2 separate regions of the Homo sapiens genome follow, and region 1 is linked to region 2. The links are chromatin loops, found by intact Hi-C in ENCODE. Cell type or tissue: sigmoid colon. All regions are shown on one strand. Each heading gives the region's core, and the rest is flanking DNA. Links, peaks and the distances in the headings are about the cores only. Region 1 has its middle 220 kb from the start of CLINT1. Region 2 overlaps CLINT1 (clathrin interactor 1).

Evidence for each region. Hi-C counts contacts between places; a loop is a spot of excess contacts. Peaks named below come from ENCODE experiments on the same cell type or tissue, not always from the same donor. Only the 100,000 strongest peaks of a DNase experiment are listed, where the experiment ranks them.
Region 1: it touches region 2 in a loop (2.9-fold over the local background); 10 of 110 quality-filtered maps call a loop at or near these places.

Annotation. Positions count from the first base shown.
Region 1 is chr5:158,068,922-158,080,903 of GRCh38, reverse strand. It overlaps the pseudogene LOC100128898. Among named protein-coding and RNA genes, the nearest start is that of CLINT1, 220 kb to the right of the region's middle. In sigmoid colon, for the core only: a CTCF peak has its summit at 5,468 (motif pointing left); a DNase peak (open chromatin) is centred at 5,443; H3K4me3 peaks cover 531 bases.
Region 2 is chr5:157,810,903-157,822,884 of GRCh38, reverse strand. It overlaps CLINT1 (clathrin interactor 1), which reads left to right. Exons shown (of 12, transcript NM_014666.4): 2 at 5,338-5,442; 3 at 6,055-6,151; 4 at 8,592-8,700; 5 at 9,658-9,822. Among named protein-coding and RNA genes, the nearest start is that of CLINT1, 42 kb to the left of the region's middle. In sigmoid colon, for the core only: CTCF peaks have their summits at 2,043, 5,807 and 6,006 (motif pointing left); no DNase peak of the experiment used is centred there.

The sequences.
Region 1 (11,982 bases), core at 2,429-10,428, 260 kb before region 2:
TTTAGACCTGCAGGATGTGAGTAGTATCACCAGGCAGGAAAATTTTTAAGATATTAATTAGTATTCTGCTTTATTTTTCCCTATTTCTCTTTCCCAAATATGTATTGTGACCCTTAATAACTCCTTGCCTGAGGGTGTTTTGCAGGATAGAAAGCACAAGCTGCTTAAGTCAATGGTTCTTTCCAACTTTTGTAAAGCCTCAGCACTTTGAAGAGATTGGAGCAGGAGACTCAACGGGAAGGAGAAGGTGTGCGTTTGAGGGTAATAAGAGAGTGATCAGGAAAGAGGAAAGTTTTTGTAAGCAGAAAGAGATGACATTTTGGCAACACCAACAGCAAAGCTCACGGGCTAAATATCTGGCAGGCTAAGGGAGTCTTAACCCAGGATGCAGGGACTCCCAAAGAGTCCTAAACCCCAAGAACCAGCAACTAAAGGGCCAACAGAAGCAGTGAGAGCTGACCTCTATGAACCAATGGGGACACTTCTAGCTGACTCTAAGAAAAAGTCTAGAATCTTGGGAAATCCCTGTTGGAGGTGAGGGGGTGGGGCACAGCAGGGAAAGTTAAACTCCCAGAGGGTCATGTTTTCCTCTAGCCATCGGAATGCAGGACTTACAGTTGAATTACATAGCTGATTTTTTGGGTGAAGATTCCTCCCCATTACACTGCAGAGTACACTGTTAATCAGCTGGTGGACAGTAGGTGCCCAACATACTAGTCCCACTGCTCAAAGTCTTTGATGGCACCATGTGGATATATCTTTCTTCTTCTTTTTTTTTTTTTTGAGACAGGGTCTCTTGCTTTGTCACCCAGGCTGGAGTGCAGTGATGCAGTCTCAGCTCACTGCAGCTTGACCTACTAGGCTCAAGTGATCCTCCCACCTCCCAAGTAGCTGGGACCACAGACCTGCACCGCCACATCCAGCTATTTTTTTTTTTTTTTTTTTTTTTTTGTAAAGATGGGATTTCACCATGCTGCCCAGGCTGGTCTGGAACTCCTTGGCTCAGACAATCCTCCCACCTCCACCTGCAGTGATGAGATTACAGGCTTGATCTCTTTTCTACCGTGTTGTGTACCTCTTCTTTTCCTTTGTTTTTTATGATCTACCTTTGCCTGTTTCTATCACTTTTTCTTCTCCTGATGCCCAAGATAAACACATTCTAAGGCATGAGCAAGAACGGTTTGCCACAATCAAAATCGCACAAAGATGAAGATGCTCTCTTGAGCTTACCGATTCCATGCCCAGAATCTAAATAATTTTCTCAAAATGGCCGTCTCTTCTTACTGGATTTCTCCATGAAGCTTGGGGGGATGTTAGTTAAGCCTGAGGCAGACAGTGGAGGCAACCCTCTGAGACAGCACAGGAGCCTTCTAAATGAGCTAGTTCTCTTTTGGCAAAATATAAAACAGGTCTGTGAATCTGGCACCACCACGCCTCTCAACGGGGGTTGAGGTCCATCTTCAGTAAGAGTCGTCACAAGGAGATAGGATGAGGGCCAGTGAGGGGCACCAGCATCAGTCATCAAAGAAATTGCTGCTTGGCTGTCTAAAGAAACATAATGGAGAAATGGGGAAGTGAGTGGGGAACTGAGACCCTGTGTGTAGGGAGACTGCTGCAGTGCTTAATTTAAAAGACCGTGAAAGGCCCAAAATCTCTCTCCAGAGGACCGGAAACAGCACTCTAAAATCACATGCATAAACTTGCCTTTGTTTAAGGTGGTGCTTCTCACACTGAGCCCCATGTTTGTCCTGAGGACTCTGTATACACTTTCTCCAGGACCTGAGAGTTTCAAGAAGATTTTTTCATCATGTATTCTTACTTCAGCGATAATTTTAAAAGGAGGAAAAGAAAAAGTTCCAGCGACTGTAACGCCAAAACTTCTCCTTAGCACTGACAATTTGCAGTGGAAAGTTTCTTAACTAAGAGGCAGTTGTCTTCTCTGGAGTCGAGATAATACTTTTCCTTTAAAAAGGGGCCATATATTTAAAAACAAAACAAAACAAAAAAGGGTGATCCTTCCCACACCCAGCCCAAGCCAGGCATGACAGTTTTTCTGCCTCAGCAACCTGGGAGCAAGCAGGGTAGGAGGCTACTGGTCCCCTTAAGCCTGAGCAGACTCATGGTCACTGCTAACCAAGAATAGAAATTTCATGAACCCATGACCCAGCCTCCAAGGCAGCCTCGGTGGCAGTGATCTGCCTCAACTACCAGCAAGGGACACCCCACAAGGTATTTCTGAGGGAGACAGTCAAACAAACCAGCACGGAGGATATCCCAGGAAAAGGACATAAGTATCACCTCAAATGTTCTGTGGAATAAGTTATTCTAAAACAAATTGCAGTGAACTGCATAGCTGAATCGCCTTACCCTGCAGTGGGACAAGATACTGTACCAGAAATCAACATCACATGTGAAGGAGAAATGGAAAGAGCCCAGATAAAGAAAACAACACATCTGATCAAAAACTCAAGTCCATGAAGGAATCACTAGAAGCACAAAATATTCCAGACATTTTGAGAAATGTATCTCCAAAACATGAAGCCAGGTCAACATTTAGCCTGGGTTGCCTGTGGTTATGTAACATGGCAAAATTCTGGTGAAAACACGTGATATAAAAGTGGTAAAAATTAAACTGTCAAGGAAATGCAAAAAAATGATGACTTTATCGAATAGACTATACCATTCCACTTCATGACATTGCATCCCAGGAGATTGATTCCTTGGCAAATGCAAGTTCTTTGGCACTGACAAGATGGTGCTGAGGTAAAATGTAATCGCTGTCTGCCAAGGGAAGTACAAGCGGAATAAACAGAAACCCTAACACTAGGATGAAGAATAAACATGCCTGTGAATGTGTGGATGCCAGTCTTCATTGGTATCCAGCTAAAGGGGCCAACCATATCTCAAAGTGTCACTTTGTATAAATGTCTTGATTATAGTATAGAACTATATAGATTCCATAATACAAGGTGTCACTACGTAAAAAAGTCTTCATAACAGTAATAGTGGTATGTATATCCCACAATAAAATGTTTCCATTTCCAACCTCAAAAAAAGGAAAAAGAAAGAAAATATGGTATATACAGAGAGTGGAATACAATTTAGCCATAAAAAAGAATAAAATCCTGTTATTTGTGGCAACATGTATGAGCCTAGCGGACAATATGTTAAGTGAAGTGTCAGGCACGAGAAGACAAATACCACATGTTCTCCCTCCTACATGGAAACTTTTTAAAAATATGCTTATAGAAGCAGAGAGTAGAACTGTGGTTTTTAGAGGCTGGGAAGGAGGGGGAGAGGGGAGGATAGGGAGATGCTAGTTAATAGACACAAAACTGCATAGAAGGAAAGAGTTTCCATATTCTGCTACAATATAGGGTGAATGCGGTTAGCTATAATTTAGTGTATATTTTAAGAAAACTGGAAGAGAGGATTCTGAATGTTCACAACACAAATGATAAATGTTTGAGATGATGACTATGCTAATTACCCTGATTTGATCATTATACATTGTATACATGTGTGAAAATATCACTCTCTATCCCATAGATATGTACAATAATTATGTGTCGAATAAAAAGAAAAAGAAAAAAAAAGTCCATATATTACACAGGTTTAAGAAGTTCTGGTTTTAAGCATTGTCTTTTCAGGAAAGTGGGGTAAAATGTGAATGTTCCCATCAGTTCCCATCATAGGCGGTGCCTGTGGCACCACTCTAAACTTGAGCTGTGTGTTCCAACTGCCAGTGTGAACACCAGCATCCCATGAGCCCCAAATGCAAACTGGCTTCAGACTTCTGCTCTTCTCTTTCTAAACCCCATCCATTTTTCCAGGCCTGACTTCTCCCTGACCTCATTCAACATATCTTCTGTGCCATATACTTTACCACTTTCCCTAAACTGTTTGAATTACTCACCATTGATCAACCTGTATTCCTCTTGTCTACCCAAGAATATTGTAAGATCCTGTGGGTACACCCTAGAAGAGCACGTGCCGTTAATAATAATTTCTCTTATTTTCAACAACTACAAAGCACTTTCATGCCTAGTCTCTCATTTTACTCAAACGTCAATCCTATTGGGCAAATTGGACAGGAATTACTAGAAACTTCTATCAAGATAAGGAAACTGAGGTCCAGAGAAGTTTGGTAATTGAATTTGAACCCATTAAGTGAACTCACAAACATGCTAATAAACTCTGTAATCTTCTGACCTCCATACTGATCTGAGGGTCTGTTTGATATTACATGATTTTCCTTAAAACTGTTCTTCAAAGAAATAGTGGACATCCAGTCCAGCAACCTCACTGCCGAGCCTTCATAATACTCATCCAGGTTGTAATTGTATAGTTATTTTCTGATTATAAGCCTGATCCAAAGTGAGTGCTTAATAAATATTTGCTAATGAATGAATTCTACCTCCTGCGCTGACTCTAAGTTTTAGTAGAGTGATGGCAAACCTGCTTTGCTCATTATCAAATCCCCAGCTCCTAACTAGCGCCTCACACAGAGTAGGCCTTTATGAAATATTTATTGATAAACAAATGAACCAATCAATTAGTCAATGCCTAAATGCCCTCCTTTGAAAAGCATCCATGAGGCCCACAATCAGATTTCTTTTAAAAATCTACTTTCTGTTAACCCCCCAAACCAGGGCAGTGAACCCAAAACAGAATAAAATTACTTCTAAAATGAACTGTTACCCAGTTGCAAATTGGCTCTGGCTGCTGCTGCTGCTTCTCCCCCATTGACACTCTTTTCAGGCAGCGATTTCAGGTGATGGCATTATCATCAGCGGAATTCAATAAAGCGGCTGGCTTCCCCGCCCCCCACCCCCCCATCCATGTTTATTTTCTATAATCCGTCTTACAGCGGGAGACCATTACCCAGTCAAACAACGTTCAATTTCATCGGCATTACCGCTTCAAGGAAACAGGCAGAGGGTTCGCACAAACGTGTGTGTAGTAAATTTAGTCTTTTAATAGGTTCATTCTTTATTAGGTATTTATTTCGGGAGGCAAAGTCCTAATTAGATTAAGTGGAGAAGCTAAAAAGCTATGGAAACCCACAGAGATATTCCAGAATTAGATGGATTTGGTTTAGCTTTCCAGTTTCCCCTTTATTTTCTTCAGTTGGCTGGAGAAATCCACACAGCAATCTCCAGCCCCTCAGATAAGAGTTTGTGAAATGAAACCCTGCCAACGTTTTGTGTGAGGAAGTCGCATTTGTCTTTCTCCTGCGCAAAGTTATGTGGGACTAGAATCGAGGAAAAAGCAGCTCCCAGAGCCAATGGTGAACCCAATTTACTGTGGCAGATGAATATAACAAAGGTGGTGGTCTAGATGTTTGGCCTCAAGGCACAATTCAATTTTCAGCTGTTTCAAAGCTATTATGTCAAAGGCTGTTTGCATAAACATAAAGTTGCCGGGGTGATCTTGGGCAGGCGGGAGTGGAGACGTCTGCCCTCTACTGCTCAAAATGGAGATAGCGGCTGGACGTCCCCTCAACCCAGAATTAGAGCTACAAAAACTTCAGCTGTCTCCCAAATAACAGGCCATCTCCAGAACCTTCTGAAACTTTTTCTCTCAAGCTTTAAAACCAGAGTGATTATTCAGTTTTGTGTCGAGGGGGGAAATGCAGTAGACTGAGGATGTGATGAGTTGATGGATGATGTGGGAACCTATGAAAAAGCTATTTCCCTTCTTAGAATTTGAAAGAAAATTCCTTTCACCCGCCCATCCACCCACACGTATATATTTATATCATCACATTGATATTTAATATGTTTTTTAACATAGAAAGCAGAAACAGACAATGACTCACAGGAAACAAATCAATACATTTCAGAATGGGCTAAAAATGTCACCATAAAAAAATGCTTAATGTTTATGAGGGCAAGTGTAGGGGCATATCTTCTCAGTTTCATGTTGGAATTTAGTAATTTCCTCATGTTTTGCCTCTCTTTGTTCTTCTCTTTAATGAAAACTGTGCCAAGCTATATGGTAAGCACCTTACGCTCTCAGAGAGACACCAATAACGTGTAAATGTTCCTTCTAAATACAGATCTTTTTTGGTGAAATACAGCATGGGCCACTGCTGGGGGGGACTTTTCAGATGGGGTCCCCCAGACAAAGAGGAAGGTCAAATGCAAATAGGGGGAAGATGTGGTCTGAGAGACACTGATGTAAAATCCAGTCAGTCCAGAACCAAACCTGGAGCAGAAAAACACCCATCAGATGATATTGATTCCAAATGGCACAGAATTAATCCCCAATTTGATTTTGTAAACTAATGTTCCTATATCCAGAGTTATCCTTAAAATGTTTTATATTGTAAAATGTCCAATCTTTGTTCATTACGGAACACAAAATATTCCCTCGGGACACCCAGGTACCAAATAAGGCCCTGGCATGAAGACTGGATGATATAAATACATACATGGTGTTCACAGTCCAGTGAAGTTTATAGTTCAGTGAAAGAGACTGTCATTCATCAGATAAAACAATCCAGTCATTAATTACAAAATGAAGGTGATTAAAAAATGGTGCTCATAGGCCGGGCACGGTGACTAACGCCTGTAATCCTAGCACTTTGGGAGGCCAAGGCGGGTGGATCACCTGAGGTCAGGAGTTTGAGACCAGCCCGGCCAACATGGTGAAACCCTGTCTCTACTAAAAACACAAAAACTAGCCGGGCATGGTGGCAGGCACCTGGAATCCCAGCTACTCAGAAGGCTGAGGCAGGAGAATCCCTTGAACCGAGGAGGCAAAGGTTGCAGTGAGCTGAGATCGCACCATTGCACTCCAGCCTAGGTGACAAGAGTGAGACTCCGTCTCAAAAAAAAAAAGAAAAAAAAAAAAGATGCTCATAGAGCATGTTTAATAGGATACCTGCACTAAGACAATCCCTATTATGGCAAAATAATTGTCTATAATAATTTTTTAAAATCTAATTATTGGTGTGTTTCCTCATTCTCTAGGCACTGTCTGAGGTCTTCATATGGTTTTCTCATTGAATCCTCACCGCACCCCATGAGGTAAGCATATTATTCCATTTCACTGATGAATAAACTGAGATTTAAAGAAGTAACATAACTCGTCCAAGAGCATACAGCTAGTAGGTGGCTCATAACTGTCTAAGTCCAAACTCAACACGCTTCAGTGCTTCCTGCTTTCTTAGTTATCTAACTATTCTAGAAAATTCAGTCAATGAGTTTGAGAATCAACACATTCACATTAAGCAGAGCTACTGTATTTTCTTAAAGTTTCACAAACCAAAAAGAGTTAACTATTTTTAAGAAATGGAGGAATGGGTGCTGACAGCTGGGGTAGTTAGTAGACAAGTGTGGTTTCTAAGGCCAGACTGCTTGGGTTCAAATCTCAGAACTATCAGTTACTATCTGGGTGACATTGGGGCAAGCTTCTTCATCTTCCCATACTTAGGTCTCCTCACTTGTGAAATAGGAATGATAATAATAATAATAGGATCTACCTTGTGGGCTTTTGTATTTGACACACTTAGAACAGTATTTGGAAGACAGTACGTACCCTTCAGGTGCTTCTGCATTTTGGATTTATGATGAAAGCACAGATGATGGTCTACCTCAAGGGAGCCGAGAAGATTAAATGAGGTAACATTTGTAAAGTGCTTAGAACAGTGCCCAGAACTGTGTAAGGGATATGTAACTGTTGAATGAAATCCTTCCCTGGCTGCCCATGACTGGGAAGAGGACTAGGTAGCCACAATCACCCTGGAGTCAGGAATCACCACTTTGAGATGAACCAGACACAGGTCCCCATCTAGATGGTCGAGGCCAAAGGCTTTGATCTAACTGAAGAATGGTCTTATGTTGCACAGTAATTTGCATTTGTTAGCTAAGCCTCCAGTGTTGGGATTCTGCAGAACTGCTCTGTGTGGAAAAAAATAACTAAATCACAAAAGGCAAGGGGTTCTTTGGTTTCTTCCCCCATTCCCACATTCCCAGTGGTCTGCCTTACCCCCCACCACACCCACACACAGAAACAGGAACTCAGGCTGTGAGTGAACTCGTGTCTTCCCAGTTGGTACATTAAAGGATAGGAAGGCAGGACAGAATAGTAATTAGGGACATGAAATTCAGAGGCAGGAAAAATTGGGGTCAAAATTCAGTTCCACTTCTTAAACAGAGATGAAAACAGTATTTTTCTCACAGGTTTGATGGAAGAATGAAATATGATAGTATAAAAAAGTGCTTATCACTTAAAATAAAATAAAAATAATAACAGCCAGTATTTATTGAGTGCCAACAGTGTCAAGAGCCTTCTATACCACATTTATGCCTCCCAACGACCTAGCACATATATGGCTGTTAGTCCCATTTTACAGATGATGTTTGGGATAATTGAGTCATTTGCTGCTACAGCCAGGATTTAAAGTCAAGTCTGACTGGGGCTGGGACATACTATTCTGTAAATGATAGCTGTTATTTCCCTTTGTGTCATCAATTCCTCAATTATTCAAACCATTAAATTTTTTTAATTTTTAAATTTGTGGGTACACAGTAAATGTATGTATTTATAGGGCACATGAGATGTTTTGATACAGGCATGCAATGCATAATAATCATATCATGGAAAATGGGGTATCTATCCCCTCGAGCATTTATCCTTTTTGTGCTACAATCCAATTACACTTTTAGTTATCTCAAAATGTACAATTAAATTATTGTTGACTATAGTCTCCCTGTCTAGCAAATGCTGTCTTATTCTAACTACTTTTTGTACTCATTAGCCATCCCTACCTCCCCTTCAACCCCTTCACACCCCTTCCCCTGGTAACCAACCTTCTGTTCTCTACGTCCATGAGTTCAATTGTTTTAATTTTTAGATCCCACAAGTAAGTGAGAACATGTGATGTTTGTCTTTCTGTGCTTTGCTTATTTCACTTAACATAATGATTTCCAGTTCCATCTGTGTTGTTGCAAATGACAGTATCTCAATCATTTTTGTGGTTGAATAGTACCCCATTGTGTATATGTACCACATTTTCTTTGTCCACTTATCCGTTGGACACTTAGGTTGCTTCCAAATCTTAGCTATTGTGAACAGTGGTGCCACAAACATGGAAATGCAGGTATCTCTTCAATATACTGATTTCCATTAAATATTTCATAGGTGCCTTATTTGTGGAGCCCGGGCCTGTGAGGAAAACCAGGCAGGATAACACATGGTTCTTACCTTCATGGAGCTTTTAGTTTTATTGTTTAGACAAGACACAACACCTGATGATTTACTGCTCCCATCTCCATATCATCCCAGATATAACCAGAGTCTTCTACATAAGATATTCAACTTTCTCCCTCACAGTAGACTCCCAAACACCACATGTGTGCTATATGGAGTTAATATCATTCACCATCAGTATATTAGTTAGGAGTTCTGAAGCTAATTCAATGTATTTGGGGTATGATGGTGAAACCATATATTTACCACTCTATGTGCTTAGCATAGAGATCTATTATTTTCCCCCTAATATCTATACATCCTTCTCCAAGTGATAGTATCCCAACTTTGCTCTGGAGCCTCCCATTCTCAGTCCATGAGCTTTGGGGAAAGTTGCTTCCACTCCAGGCTCCAACAGGAAGGGGTTGCTGAGCACTAATGTAACCTTGGCCAATCAAAAAGCTGCATTCTTCAAGCTAAACAATTGGTTCAAGGCTGGGCTTGTAATCTAATCAGCACCAAAGAGGCTTTTTCTGAGAGTGATGAGAGAAAAGCATCATGTTTTCCCCTGGGTCTGCTAGCAGTAAGGAGAATTTGAGTCTAGAGCTTCCAGGGCCATCACCAGGAACCTGGGAATGAAGCCAGCGTGCAAGAGACACAGCTGAGAAATGAAGAGAAAGCAGGTCCTCATGACATCAGCTGAGCCCTTGGACCATGTCACTCCTGAAACATACCACTGGAGAGAGACAGTTTGCACTTTTCTATAGAAACTTCTTCTCTACTTAAGCCAGTCTGAATTAGGTATGTATCACTTTCAACCAAATTAACCTGTACTTAGAGTGTTCAATAGATATAATGCATATTATTAATAGTAGAAGTGGAAACTGGCTGTATATATAGTCTTCTACACTTGTCATCTGTATCACTGGCACATCCCTGTGAAGTTTCTCTCTAGAGTTGGGAGTGGTTTCTAAAAAATCAAATGAGGAAAATCTGCATCAAAAACTGAGTGTGAACAAACAAATTCCACTAAGCCTTGACTCCAGCAATGCAAAACATAATGTTGGCTTCAGCATCCAACAGGTATAAATTCTATGCTCATAAGACAAAATCATGTAAGAACAAGACTTCTGTGTGCAATTTATGTTGAACCAAAGTAACTTAATTTCTTAATCCCCAAGCAACCAATTTGAGAAAAGCAAAGCATAAAACCTAAAGAAGCTTTCTTTTCAGGAATGCAGACAGTGTGAGTGAAAGCAGTGTGTTTTTAAACAGGATGGTTGTGAGAAATTCACTGATGTGTTTTTCCTTCCTGTTTTTTTCTCTTTCCTTTTTCCTGTGTCCAATCATGGACTGAGCCCTGTGCTTTCTTGCCTAAGGGAAGCTTTGTAAACTGTAAAACACTTTCTTCCCTGGCTTTTGTTTTCAAAAGGCTGCACTGGTCATGGTGGCAACATGGCAGCCCGTGGGTATTTTACTTTGCCCTACACAGAGTAATTTTAAATGCGTAAGCCAACATTTAATCCAAAAGAGATCACTCATTTTAAAAAACTGGATTTCTGACTTTTCTTGGAAAATCAGAAGACACAGCAGCACAGGTCAGCATGGCTGACAGCAGTTCACCAGGAATGAGTAGCAGCCTCTTTACACGGACCAAGTGCTTTCTAATGTTCCAAGCCCCTGCCAAGCTCCTGTGCTCACTTCCATTCCTATCTGGCCTCTTCAGGCACTTAAATTTGCAATTCTTCATCTAAACCTACAGAAGAGAGTAAGCCAGGAGCCCTAGGAGATAGGAAAGTAGAGTTGCAGACTAGAGGAAATTCCTCTAATGAAAGTAAGAAGAGAAATAAATTTTTTCAAGATTAAGGAGGATATTCCCAAAGGCTGAGAGAGAAGACAAGAGGGATTTCGGACTCTGAGCAGCAGTGAACCAAGGGGACTGGCTGGTTGTGTTCCAGAGAAATAGCAAGATTTCAGAAAGGAATGGTTGTGTCGCTCTCTACTTTGACAGTGATTTTCTTATTCCAACTGTGGCACAAAAGCAGCAGGCCAGGAATCACATCTCATAGAATGGGCTAAAGAGTATCTCAGCATCCAAGGCTCACTAATGGCCTATGACCTGGGACCCTCCCAAACCCTTTGACTCTATTGCAGACACCCTTAGTCCTTCTGGGGATGGGGGAAAAGATGGTCTCTTGGACTAAGCAAGACTGAAGTTCTAGCTCACCAGGGAAATGGGGTTTGGATTGTTTTTAAGGAAAAAAGACTACAATATTTCTTGAGCATATGAGATTGAGAACTGCTACAATTTGAAAGTGCTCCAGTAAGTCACATGCATACCCCGACCCCCGCACTCCAACTAAAAAAAAAAAAAAAAAAAAAAAAAAGTTCTTTCTCCCTTGGTTTTTCTCTGGTTTGTTTTTTTGTTTTTAATACTTCTGGGCGAGTTTTCTGAGATGGCCATTCCTGTTTGGCCCAGCCCTATGGCTGCCATGGCCTTGGCCTACAGAAGCCTGAGTTTTAGAGTGTCCTTAGTCCCAGGATGTTTGGAAGTTTCTGTTGCTCTGACCTGGACACTGTGATCCTGACACAGAGCAACAATCCCCACATTCCTCACATACTGGAAGAAGCCCAGTTGATAGCTTCTTAGCTGACAATAGAGTTCATCTGAGGCAAGTCTGCAGAATGGGACGTCAAGATACACCCTGTGATCTCTCTAGAAGTAAGAAGAAAAGTGTAGTTTTCTCTGGTTGCTCAAGAAGCAATGTTTTCATGTGGGCATCA
Region 2 (11,982 bases), core at 1,757-9,756:
AGCAAAGCATATTCTTGAACTTTTAAGAGGAAAAAATACCAACAAGGACTGCTCAAGTTTTTTCTTGTTAATTATTTTACTGATGATTCTTAATGTAGATAAGAAGTATTGACTGCCTGTAAGTAAAAGCCTCATTTTAGCTTTTAATCAATTCTACCTCTAAAAACTGGACTGAAACTTACCAAGTAAAATAATTTGATATTATCTGAATGTCAAGTAGTCAAATAAGCAGAAAATGGAGAATAAAGAGGAGGGCTACGATGAACACTAATAATTTACAAACTGAATAGTTGACCCTTGACTAACTGAATACTGGCTGTGTTTACATAGCTCTAGAAGCATGTGTTAGTCCATTTTCATGCTGCTGATAAAGGCATACCCAAGACTGGGAAGAAAAAGAGGTTTAATTGGACACAGTTCCACATGGCTGGGGAGGCCCCAGAATCATGGCGGGAGGTGAAAGGCACTTTTTACATGGCAGCAGCAAGGGAAAATGAGGAAGAGGCAAAAGCAGAAACCCCTGATAAGACCATGAGATCTTGGGAGGGATAGCATTACATATGCCTCATGTAAATGACGAGTTAACGGTTGCAGCATACAAACATGGCACATGTATACACCTGCACGTTGTGCACATGTACCCTAGAACTTAAAGTATAAAAAAAAAAAAAAGACCATCAAATCTTGTGAGACTTACTCACTACCACTAGAACAGTATGAGGGAAACCGCCCTCATGATTCAAATTATCTCCCAACAGGTCCCTCCCACAACACGTGGGAATTATGAGAGTACAATTCAAGATGAGATTTGGGTGGGGACACAGCCAAACCATATCAAAGCATGTGTGCAAAACTTGAGGATGGTAACTTCTCGCAGTTGGCACTAAAGATCTAGTGAGTCAGTGTTGCTGAGTTGTGCAGAGTGAAGTTGCTGGAGTGTTCTGAGAAGCAAATGTGAAAATGAGTAAAAGCACTTTGGAAACAACAAACAGTTTCATAAACAATAATGATTGTGTCTATGGATTTTATTCTTGTATTCTTCATTCTTTGGTGATTCCTTCCATCTTTCATTCCCTCTCTTAACTTTCTTTTTGGCCTAATATTAGAGTCCGTTAAGATTTGGTATTGTTAGCCAGTTATACTGCTGAACTACCCAGTAGTTGTAACTGTTACATTTAAACAGTGTGATCCTAGTAATTACCTATCTTTATCAGGACAGAGAAACCTACTCTTCAAGTCACTCATTTTCAAGACTCTTGTTTTAAGCAAAGAGAAAGTTAATATGTTGAGTAAGCCTAGATAGAACACATGTGAGAAGGGCTCATTTTGTACTTTCTGGTGACTATTAGATTGTTCTGAAAATTACAGATACTATTTAAACTAGTGAAGAAATGTAAAAATTACAGCAACATTTTTTTTCCTGGTTTATGTTCTCTTGTGAAACAGCAGCATTTCTTAAAGTTATTTTTCTTCTTTTACTTTCCCTCCATTATTACATCTCATGTCTGTTTATGTTTGCAGAAATTAAATACAGATAAAAATCTGGAAATAAAAGGTAGTTATTGATGGTGACAGCAGAAATGTTAAAAATCATTAGATATTTTGTGGGTCAAGTTTTCTTTTGGTATTACTGTCAGACTGGTTTAAAATAATATACAGAAAATTTTTTTGGTGTTATCAAAGTATTCTTGGTTACCTTTAAGTGTTATAATGATAATTACATGAAAGGAAATGTAAGTAGAAAAGCCTGTATCCAAAGACTTTGAGCCTTCAACAGAAGGTCATAATAATGGTTGCCGGTACTTTAAAAAAAACAACAACTAAGTGTAAAGAGATAATTTTTTAAAATTTCAAGTTAGGAATCTCAATTTAGGATTGGTGAAAGTCCGTAAGTCACTTGTTTGACTGTAGTGTTAGTTTAAATGGTATGAAATTTATTGGGGAGGGGCGGTGTCTTTTTCTGTAATTTTGTTTGCAGATCAAATTCTAGACCTTTGTCTGGATTGTTGTGTGTGTGTTTAAGAAACCGTTGAGAGTGCCCCCTCTAGCGTCTGTGATATATTCTTAAAACATTTGTGTCAGAAGTTTTCAGAATTAAACTAGCCATTTTTTTCCTTTCAAATCTGGACATAATTTTTATTTTTATTTTTAACACGGAGGGATTGTTTTCTTTTTTAAAAAAGGTCACTGGAATTATGGGTAGGGCATAGATTGAGGGCAGTAGAAAACATGAGAAAGGAAGGATTAAAATGCCATTTCTACCTTTTTAGAAATAGTTATTTTTAAATGACCTGGAATAAGGCCAAACCATACAGTGTTGTTTTTAGTTTACATTTGTTTCTGAATTAGTTGAAGCTTAAAATACTTTGTCTTGGAATTCTTTATGCCATCAAATCTCATCTTGAGGGGGTTCTTTGCAGTTTCTGAAAGCAACAGCTTCATTGGAAAATAGCTTTTTTTGGGGGAGGGGAGTGGGAGACAGGGTCTTGTTCTCTGTAGCCTCAACCTCCTGGGCTTATGCAGTCCTCCCACCTCAGCGTCCTGAGAAGCTGGGACCACAGGTACACGCTACCACGCCCAGCAAATTTTTGTATTTTTTGTAGTGATGGAGTTTTGCCATGTTGGCCAGGCTGGTATCGAACTTCTAGGCTCAAGCAATCCACCTGCCTCATCCTCCCAAAGTGCTGGGGATTACAGATAGGAGCCACTGCACCTGGCCTGGAAAATAACTTCTAATAGATCTGGTTTCTTTGTGTAAGCGTTCTGTTATTTTTTTGTTTTATGTTTGCCATATCCTCCTGTGGATATACTTAATAACTATATTGTAAGTATGTTCTGATGGCTCCCATTGTTTTTCAACCAAAGAAATGAGGAGATTCTTAGATTATTGGCTCTCTGCCACCTCTCCCTCTAAACACAGCACTCACACAGGCCTTCAGCTAAGAATCTTGTGAAGGGTTACGGAAACAGAACCTTTCTTATTTGACCCATGGGCCTTTGTCGCTTGAACAAGGAAAGCAGTGTTCTGAAATCTACAGCATTTATGAAGGCTCTGGTAAAAATATTTCATGTACATGGACTGGAGATTAACTTCTTTCATCTTGTTCTCCAACAAATTAAACAATGCAAAGAGATTTCAAGTGCATTCTTGGTAATGAAATGCTTGGGTGAATTATAATCCTAATTGCTATTGTTCATTTTCACAGCTGCATTTTGACACTTTTAACTGCCTAAGCCACGCATTCTTCAGCCACCAGGATAAACAAAAGCATTCTGAAATTCATCATTTTGTGGCATCTTAAATTGTGAATCTGTTATTGGCTGCCTTAGTTTTATTTTGGTTCCATGGTTGATAAAATTAGGAGGAAAATTGTTCTTCTACATTTATACATAAAACTGTTGCAATAGAAGCATTACTGGATTTTAACGAAAATGTATTCCTTAGTGGTCTTAACATTTTTAAGGGGGGGTGGGCAGTGGAGATTGTGGATTTATTTTAGTCCTGGGGAAGGAATTTATATTTATTTTGTCACATTAATTGATATCTTAGGAGGCAGCTTTCTCCAAGATTTGAAAGAAAATAATAGGATTTTGCTTTTCTTCCATAGTAGAACAGTGTTCTGAATTTAAATCTGAAAGCCAGATTGATTCAGTTTTTTGGCAAGTCACACTTAAATGCATAATTGTTCCTTTAAAATTTGACCCAAACCTGTTTGTTGGTTTGTTCTTTAAACATGAAGAAATTGAAGTGTTTGTAATAAATTTGAAATTTATATTTAAGAGATTTGAGTGCCAATTTCAACCAAACCTTCCTTATTTTAAAAATAGAAGTTTTTGATGACTGAAAAACCATATAGCAAAAGTGGGGTATATGCATGTAATAGTTAACCAAATTCTGATTTTTCACTATTTCTAAGACTTAATGCTAAGTGGAAGAATTGAATTACCATATTCACAGACACCTGTTATAACAATTATTTGGTAATAATTGGAGCTTTCGATGTCAAATGAATACTACTATAGGATGTCACATTTTTGCAGTCTTTATTCTCAAAATGTCTTTGAATTCTTAAATTCATATAAGCATGAGAAATTCCATTTTAACCAAATATTTTGCCATCTCATGTCTTAATCTGATTTTTTCCGAAGTGAATTCTTTCATATAAAAATATTACATAATGTTTTGAAATACTCCTAATAGATGGTTATTTTATATATATTTCCTTTTGTTTTTTGGAGACAGGGTCTTGCTGTATTGCCCAGGCTGGGGTACAGTTGGGCGGTCATGGCTCCCTGAAGCCTTGACCTACTGGAATCAAACAATCTTCCCACCTCAGCCTCCCTAGTAGCTGGGACTACAGGTGCATGCCAACATGTCTGGCTAATTTTTAATTTTTTTTTTTTTTTTTTTTTTTTTAGAGACCAGGTCTCACTGTGTTGCCCAGGCTGGTGTTGGTTATTATATTTGATAGTAATAATAGCTAACATATATTGAGTACTTTCTATATGTCAGACACTGTGCTAAATAAACACCATTTGCTGTGCTAGCCTTTGAGGTAGTATTCTTATTTATTGGTTGAGGAAACTGAGATTAAGATAATTAAAATAATTTTGTCAAAGGTCACATAGTAAGTGATTGGAATCAGATCTTTCTGACTCCTGAGGCCCACGTTCTTGATCATTGCTGAAGACCTAAGGGAAAGTTAAGTGTCCATCGTACAATCTCCTGATGGAATATTATGCAGCCAGTAAAAGTGAGGGTTACAGTGAATATATGACATAGAAGTGCATATGATAGAGTAAATGAAAAAAGACTCAAGGATCACAGTTCAGTGTTTATAGTGGTTCTAAACATCTGTAGATATCTTTGATTTATTCTTTTAAAAATGTGATATAGATACTGTTCAGCTGTTACATAATTTTGCCTAATTTATAGAATTTCTATAAGCAGGAAACATAAGCCTGCATTGCATGTAAACCAGATCTGGTCAAGAAACTGACAACTTAGTTTTATAATAGACTCCAGCATGTTCAGTTTTTGTTTTTGTTTTTTTTAATTTGACCTTCAGCCATTTTTTACTGGACTTAATGCCAGCTCTAATGTAATCTCTCATCTGTATTCTTGAAGGCTAATGGTATAGTAAAATCTGCTTAAAGATAACTTAAGTGTGTTACATAGTGTCCTTGGGGTAGCTTGTGCACAAAAGATGTTTTCTCTCCCATCCTGTAGAGGTAGCTCATTAGGACACCCAGTAGTGTCATTATTAAGTTTTCATGTGTTTCTCAGTTTTGATGCTAATCTTTGTGCATGTGTGCGTGCATTTTTTTCCTCTACAGCACCAATGTTGTTATGAATTATTCAGAGATCGAGTCTAAGGTTCGAGAGGCAACGAACGATGATCCTTGGGGACCTTCTGGGCAACTCATGGGAGAGATTGCCAAGTAAGTGATAATTTGACTCAGCAGTGCAGAAAAAAATCAAAGCATCTTAACACAGAAATATGAAATTTGCTTTCAGATTTAAACTATTTGGCTGCCAAAATATAAATTTTGCATAATCATTCAGATAGTAATGTAGAGAGTTTCAGATACTAATGTGGAAAGTTTTATGCAATCCATTCCCCTTAAAAATTTGGCTCAAAAAAGAAACTCACAGTGTATCTTTTTTAATGAAGTTTTGAGATACACTGTAGCTCACCATGTAAAATTTTGACAAATGCATATAAAATAACTTGAAGTGAAAGTTACAAAAAAATTTTTCTGTGAACATCTGGGCCATTGTACCAGTGAATGAAGAGCTTGCAAAGTATATTAATTAATTTAATTAATTATTAATTGCAAAGTATTGATTAATTAGTGGGGCTTACATATGTGCCAGGTAGTGTATAAAACATAGGGAAAACATTTTCAAGGAAGTACATATCTTCTAAATTTTTTGAATTAAGTTTATTAATTTTTAAAAACTCTTCAGGGAAACACCAAATTAGAACAAGTCTGCCATCTACTGTCAAAATTAATATATTGCAGACTCTTAAAGAATGATTCTTTTTTCAGGGCTACATTTATGTATGAACAATTTCCAGAACTTATGAACATGCTTTGGTCACGAATGTTAAAAGACAACAAAAAGAATTGGAGAAGAGTTTATAAGGTATGGACACAAGTCTGCTTTAATTACTTGACATGTTGAAAACAAATGCTGGAAATTGAAGGTGTATATACATAGGTGATTTTGAAGTATATTAAATCCTAGAATAGAATAATCGAAAGCACATGAAAGAAGTAGATTTGTTATTTGTGTTCTATTTTCTAGTCATCATGAACAATTGTTCTGAATGAGAAATTCTTAATAATACTTCTAAATGTTGATTATTTCTTAAAATTTTTCCTACTAAAATGTTTGTGCATATCAAAAATAATGAATCTATAGTAGAGTAGTGTGCATGTTTAGTGTATGAGCAGTTAAGATGAATACCACAGTCTGATATGGTTTGTCATCGACATAGAAATTTACCTAATTTATGATAGTATTCTCACAGTATTTTGTATCCAAAATGTTCAAAATATAATTCTAATTTTAAACTTATGAATACGAACTTTTTATCAGATTCCTTTTGTTCTGATCTCATATAATGCAGAATTCTATAATAATATAGTCATCTATGCTTCTATAACCTACCATATTTTCTTGCTTCTTCAGAATGTTTTTCTTTGCTATCCAAAATGACATAGTTTGGCTTTTAGGATTGAAAATCTATGTGTTAGTTTCATTTTTTTTGTTGTTATTTCTTTCTGAAAACATTCAGTGTCATTCCCTCAGGTTGTATGGTAGGTGTGATGAAATAATTGAAATTTCTGTAAATTAAATTTGCTTTTAGTTTTTTGGTTTTTTAAAAATTCTTGGATAAACTCCTTTTTAAAAGTCGTATATACCACATAAGGACATTTTAGTCAATGATGGTCTGCTTATATGTCAGTGGTCCCATTGGATTATAATACTCTATTTGTTCTGTACCTTTTCTATGTTTAGATACAAAAATACTCAGCATTGTGTTACAGCTGCCTATAGTAGTCATTACAGTAACAATGCTGCACAGGTTTGTAGCCAAGGAGCAATAGGTTGTCTTATAGATTGTCAGTGTGTAGCAGGCCATACCATCTAGGTTTGTGTAAGTACACTCTATGATATTAATACAATGACGAAATTGCCTAATGGCACATTACGCAGAACATATCCCCATCATTAAGTGACACATGGCTGTAAATTACTGGTAGAAGGAGGTTTTGTGTCCCTCAGTTTTACCAACCTAACTAAATTTTTTTTGTTTTTGCCACCCCCTCCTTTCCGCCTAACTAGATTTTCATATACCTGATCAAGTGAGGTTTGTTCCAAGCATTGTTAAGTTCAAAATGTACAATTTATTATATAGTATATTCACAAAGTTTTGTAGGAGTAACTACTGTCTAATTCCAGAACATTTTTATCACCCTGTAAAGAAACCCTACACCCATTAGCAGTCATTCCAAATTTACATTTTAACAAAATTTAGTTTGGGGGTGGGGGTTGGTTGTTGTTTGTTTGTTTTTAAGACAGTCTGGCTTTGTCACCCAAGCCAGAATGCAGTGGCATGCCCTTGGCTCACTGCAGTCTTGACCTCCTGGGCTCAAGAGATCCTCCTGCCTCAACCTCCTAAGTAGCTAGGACTACAGGTGTGCGCCACAATACCCAGCTATTTGTGTGTGTGTGTGTGTGTGTGTGTGTGTATGTGTGAAGATGTCTATTTTGCAAAATTTTCTACCTTCAGGTTGTTTAAATTATTATTTTTTGGTAACAATCTTTTTTTTTTTTTTTTTGAGACAGAGTTTCTCTGTCGCCGAGGCTGGAGTGCAGTGGTGCGGGCTCAGCTCACTGCAACCTCCACCTTCTGGGTTCGAGTGATTCTTGTGCTTCAGCCACCTCAGTAGCTGAGATTACAGGCGTGGGCCACCATGCCCAGCTAATTTTTGTATTTTTAGTAGAGACGAGGTTTCACCATGTTGCCCAACCTGGTCTTAAATTCCTGACCTCAAGTGATCCGCCCACCTCGGCCTCCCAGGAAGTGCTGGGGTTACAGGCATGAGCCGCTGAGCCTGGCCACAACCTTTTAAAACAAAAGCCACATAATTAACCTCAAAATTAAATTTTATCTGGGGAAAATACTATAGGATTGTTTAATTACCAAATAATTTCTGGCAATTCACAGTTCCATAATGCTCAGATAAAAAGTAAAAACTGAGTCAGCTTTCTAAAACCTTATTGTCTATTTATATCAAGCATTCTGATATTTTGAACATCAGTGTTATTCTTTTAAGTCTTTGACACATAGTATCCAGTAGATGATTTATAATTATTTATCATGCTTAATATAAGAGGAACTTCAAATTGATTATGTAAGTTCTAGATTATGTGTTTAAAGTCTAATGTAAAGAAACCTCACCACCAGCATGAAGATTCTTTATTTGCTAATGTTAGAATTATTTTTTTTAACCATTTACCAAAGCTCTACTAGAATATATTTCATTAAATCATTTATTGCTTTGTATTTTTGCAGTCGTTGCTGCTCCTAGCTTACCTCATAAGGAATGGATCAGAGCGTGTTGTTACAAGTGCCAGAGAACACATTTATGATTTACGATCCCTGGAAAATTACCACTTTGTAGGTAAGCAATAGAAAAACCTTATAAGCAAATTAAAACAGTAGTTGGAGTTGTCAGTCACCTGAACCAGCTTAGAAGCTTCTCTGCTCTAATTAGAATGTGACTGTTGCTGGTTGTGTGACGAGTGCAGAATCCAAGACGTGGGGCCCTAGAGTATTAATTAGTGAAGACAAGAACTTGCAGAAAAGACTGGCTAATAACAACAGAACCAACACAACATGAGTGTTCGGGTTTATATTAAAATATGCACTGGAGACTGGTCCCCTGTGGTGTCCATAAAGGAATAGCTTTAATCATATGGGAAGAAAAGGTTAGAGCTCCAAAACACACACATCTGTTTGAAGCTGGGGTTTTTTTCCCTCCCACCAAATAATATTTACTGTGCAAAGGCAGCAAGGCCACAGTGTGTTTTGAATGTGAAAGAGGCTAGAAAATGAAGCACATTTCATTTTGTAGCGTACCCCACTTGTAAGCACTTTAAAAATTCAGTTTTTGAGCTATGCTAAAACCTCATAATTAGTGTTCCAGACGTGTACTGGGGAAACCAAGACATTTGTGTGCTTTTCAGTTATTAACATGCTAAAGTGGTTCTTCTTTTGATTTGTTTTCTTAAAATATGATAGAAAAACACAATAGCACTTATGGATATGTCTATTTTGTGTGGTCATCATCAGTAATCCTTTTTAGGTCAATCTTTAATTGACCTTGCATAGTACCATTATCTGTGGTCCTTTTTAGTTCATCTTTACATGCTCTTATAAGCCAAAATTCCATTTTAGAACTTAGAATTTGCTGAAGAGGAAATGACAAAGTTAAATAGCACAACTTGCCCCTTTCTATTGTTTTTTAAATATTGAAGTTTCTTATGTTGAAGTTTTTGTGTCTTTTTTTTAATCTTAAAGAGCTTGATACATATTAAGTGAATTCTTAGGTTTTGCTTATCTCTTACCATCCTCATAGATGAGCATGGTAAGGATCAAGGTATAAATATTCGACAGAAGGTGAAGGAATTGGTTGAATTTGCCCAGGATGACGACAGGCTTCGTGAAGAGCGAAAGAAAGCAAAGAAGAACAAAGACAAGTATGTTGGGGTTTCCTCAGACAGTGTTGGAGGATTCAGATACAGTGAGTATCAAAGACAAGCTGACACCTAAGCATCAGCTTAGCTTCTTGAGTATATTTTAAGAATCAGTGAAATACCAAAGACCAAAATGCTAATTTTCTTTTCTAGGAATACATAGAATACTAAAATACACGCAGTACTAATCTTGACTTCTACTATCACATGAATCTTCCTATTTTTAACTTGTGGGTTCGGCAATAGGATTTTAACCATTAATGGCTAATTAAATGACTGCATATTTTGAGGTGTCATACAGAGATTAAAACAGATATATGCCCTTCCCTCTTAGGATTGCCATTTTAAAAAGAAGGGGGAAGAAAGTTTCTATAACTCAGAGTTTAGAGTATAAAAATAAAAAGTTTGATCAGGAGATCCATCTTTCTAATTTGAAACCAATTTAGCTGTATTTTTGGCCCAAACCAGATAAGCTTCCTGACAGTCATTCCAGCCTCAGTCTCTCTTTCTTTATTTAAGCATTGCATACTTTGACATATAAAAGATGACTGACGATACTCGCAGTTTTTCATCTAGGCCTATTGTTTTGTTTATTCTTCCCAGTACACTTAAGAGCAGCTAGAACATTCATCTTTCATGTTTATTTTTAATATAATAATATAGTTTCTCTAAAATAGGGCATAGGTGCTTGAAGCAGATACACAAAATAGGAACTGTCTTTCACGGCATGTCCCTTTGGACTTGTTCTGTCTTCTGTGAGCTCTGACAATCTCTTGCTCATTTTGTGTATGTGCAGACTGGCCAGTGCTGTGTATCTTAGCAGCTGTTCACTGAGGCTCTCCAGCTCCCCCCACCCATATATGTTTATATTTGGATTATATTGAGCTCTCATATCTCCTTCAATGGAACCATGTAAAAATCTTAACATATAAAATATCCTTACTCATTTATTCCTCTGCTTTCCCACTCTCAAAGAAAAAACACTGCGTTTAGTTAGCTGTTTAAGGATGTTTCTAACAGCAGAAAAATTCCCTTTTTTATATTGAAGCATCAAATACAAGTTAGTTTTTTCTTTTTCTTTTTTTTAAATAGGGCTAACTCATAGGCAGTGCAACCAGAGTCGGCCACAAGTTAGTTTTTGAATTGGGCAAAAATATTTCTCCTAAAGCATATAAATAATGTTTTGAAGTTTCTATTTGGGGAAGTCCAAAGTTTTTGGATTATTTACCCAAGTAGTAACTTTATTCTTCAGGTTTTTCAAAGTAGTTGTAGCAACTTAATGTGTTTTTAATAGAAATTGCTATTTGAAACTTATTTCCACACTATTCTTGCTTGTATCTTTCTTTTTGCCAGCATGATATATAATTATATCAGCTAAACTTAGAAAATTGAATACGTTTTCAAACTCAGTCACAATGCACTAACTGCAGCATCTGTATTAAAGATAGAGTTGGATATCCTGTGTGTTTGCATCACATCCTTTTGCTAAGTTATTGTTCATGGTTTATGTTATTCAGACTTAACTAATCACTCTTAGCAGTTTTGTGTTTTTTCTTTTTCTTTTCTTTTTTTTTTTTTTTGAGGATTCTTGCTCTGTCATCCAGGCTGGAGTGCAGTGTTACCATCTCAGCTCACTGCAACCTCCGCCTCCCGGGTTCAAGTGATTCTCCTGCCTCATCCTCCCAAGAAGCTGGGACCACAGGCGTGAGCCACCATGCCTCGCCAATTTTTGTATTTTTAGGGTTTCGCCATGTTGGCCAGGCTGGTCTTGAACTCCTGACCTCAAGTGATCCAGCCACCTTGGCCTCCCAAAGTGCTGGGATTACAGGCATGAGCCACCGCACCCGGCCAGTTTTGTGTTTTTTCATTCTGACATTAGATAATGTCTTGCCAATATCCAGTATCTTTAGCAGTAATTCAGTATGATGTTCACCATGCCATGCTAATCAGTTTGGTTTTCATCCACTTCCATTTTTCGTGTAAATTTGTTTCTTTCCGAAGTCTGGTTCATCACACTGTTGTTGAAATGTACATACACATTGTTGGAAAATCACTTTTTTTAAAAAAACCATCCTGGTTTAAATTTTGTCTAGAAAACTTCATTTTGTCATGTTTTCTTTAAGTTGATGGTCATTTCCAGATTCAGTAAATATGTTAAAATCCTTAAACATGTAACAGAAAATTTTAGCCTTGCAATTTTAGGAGGC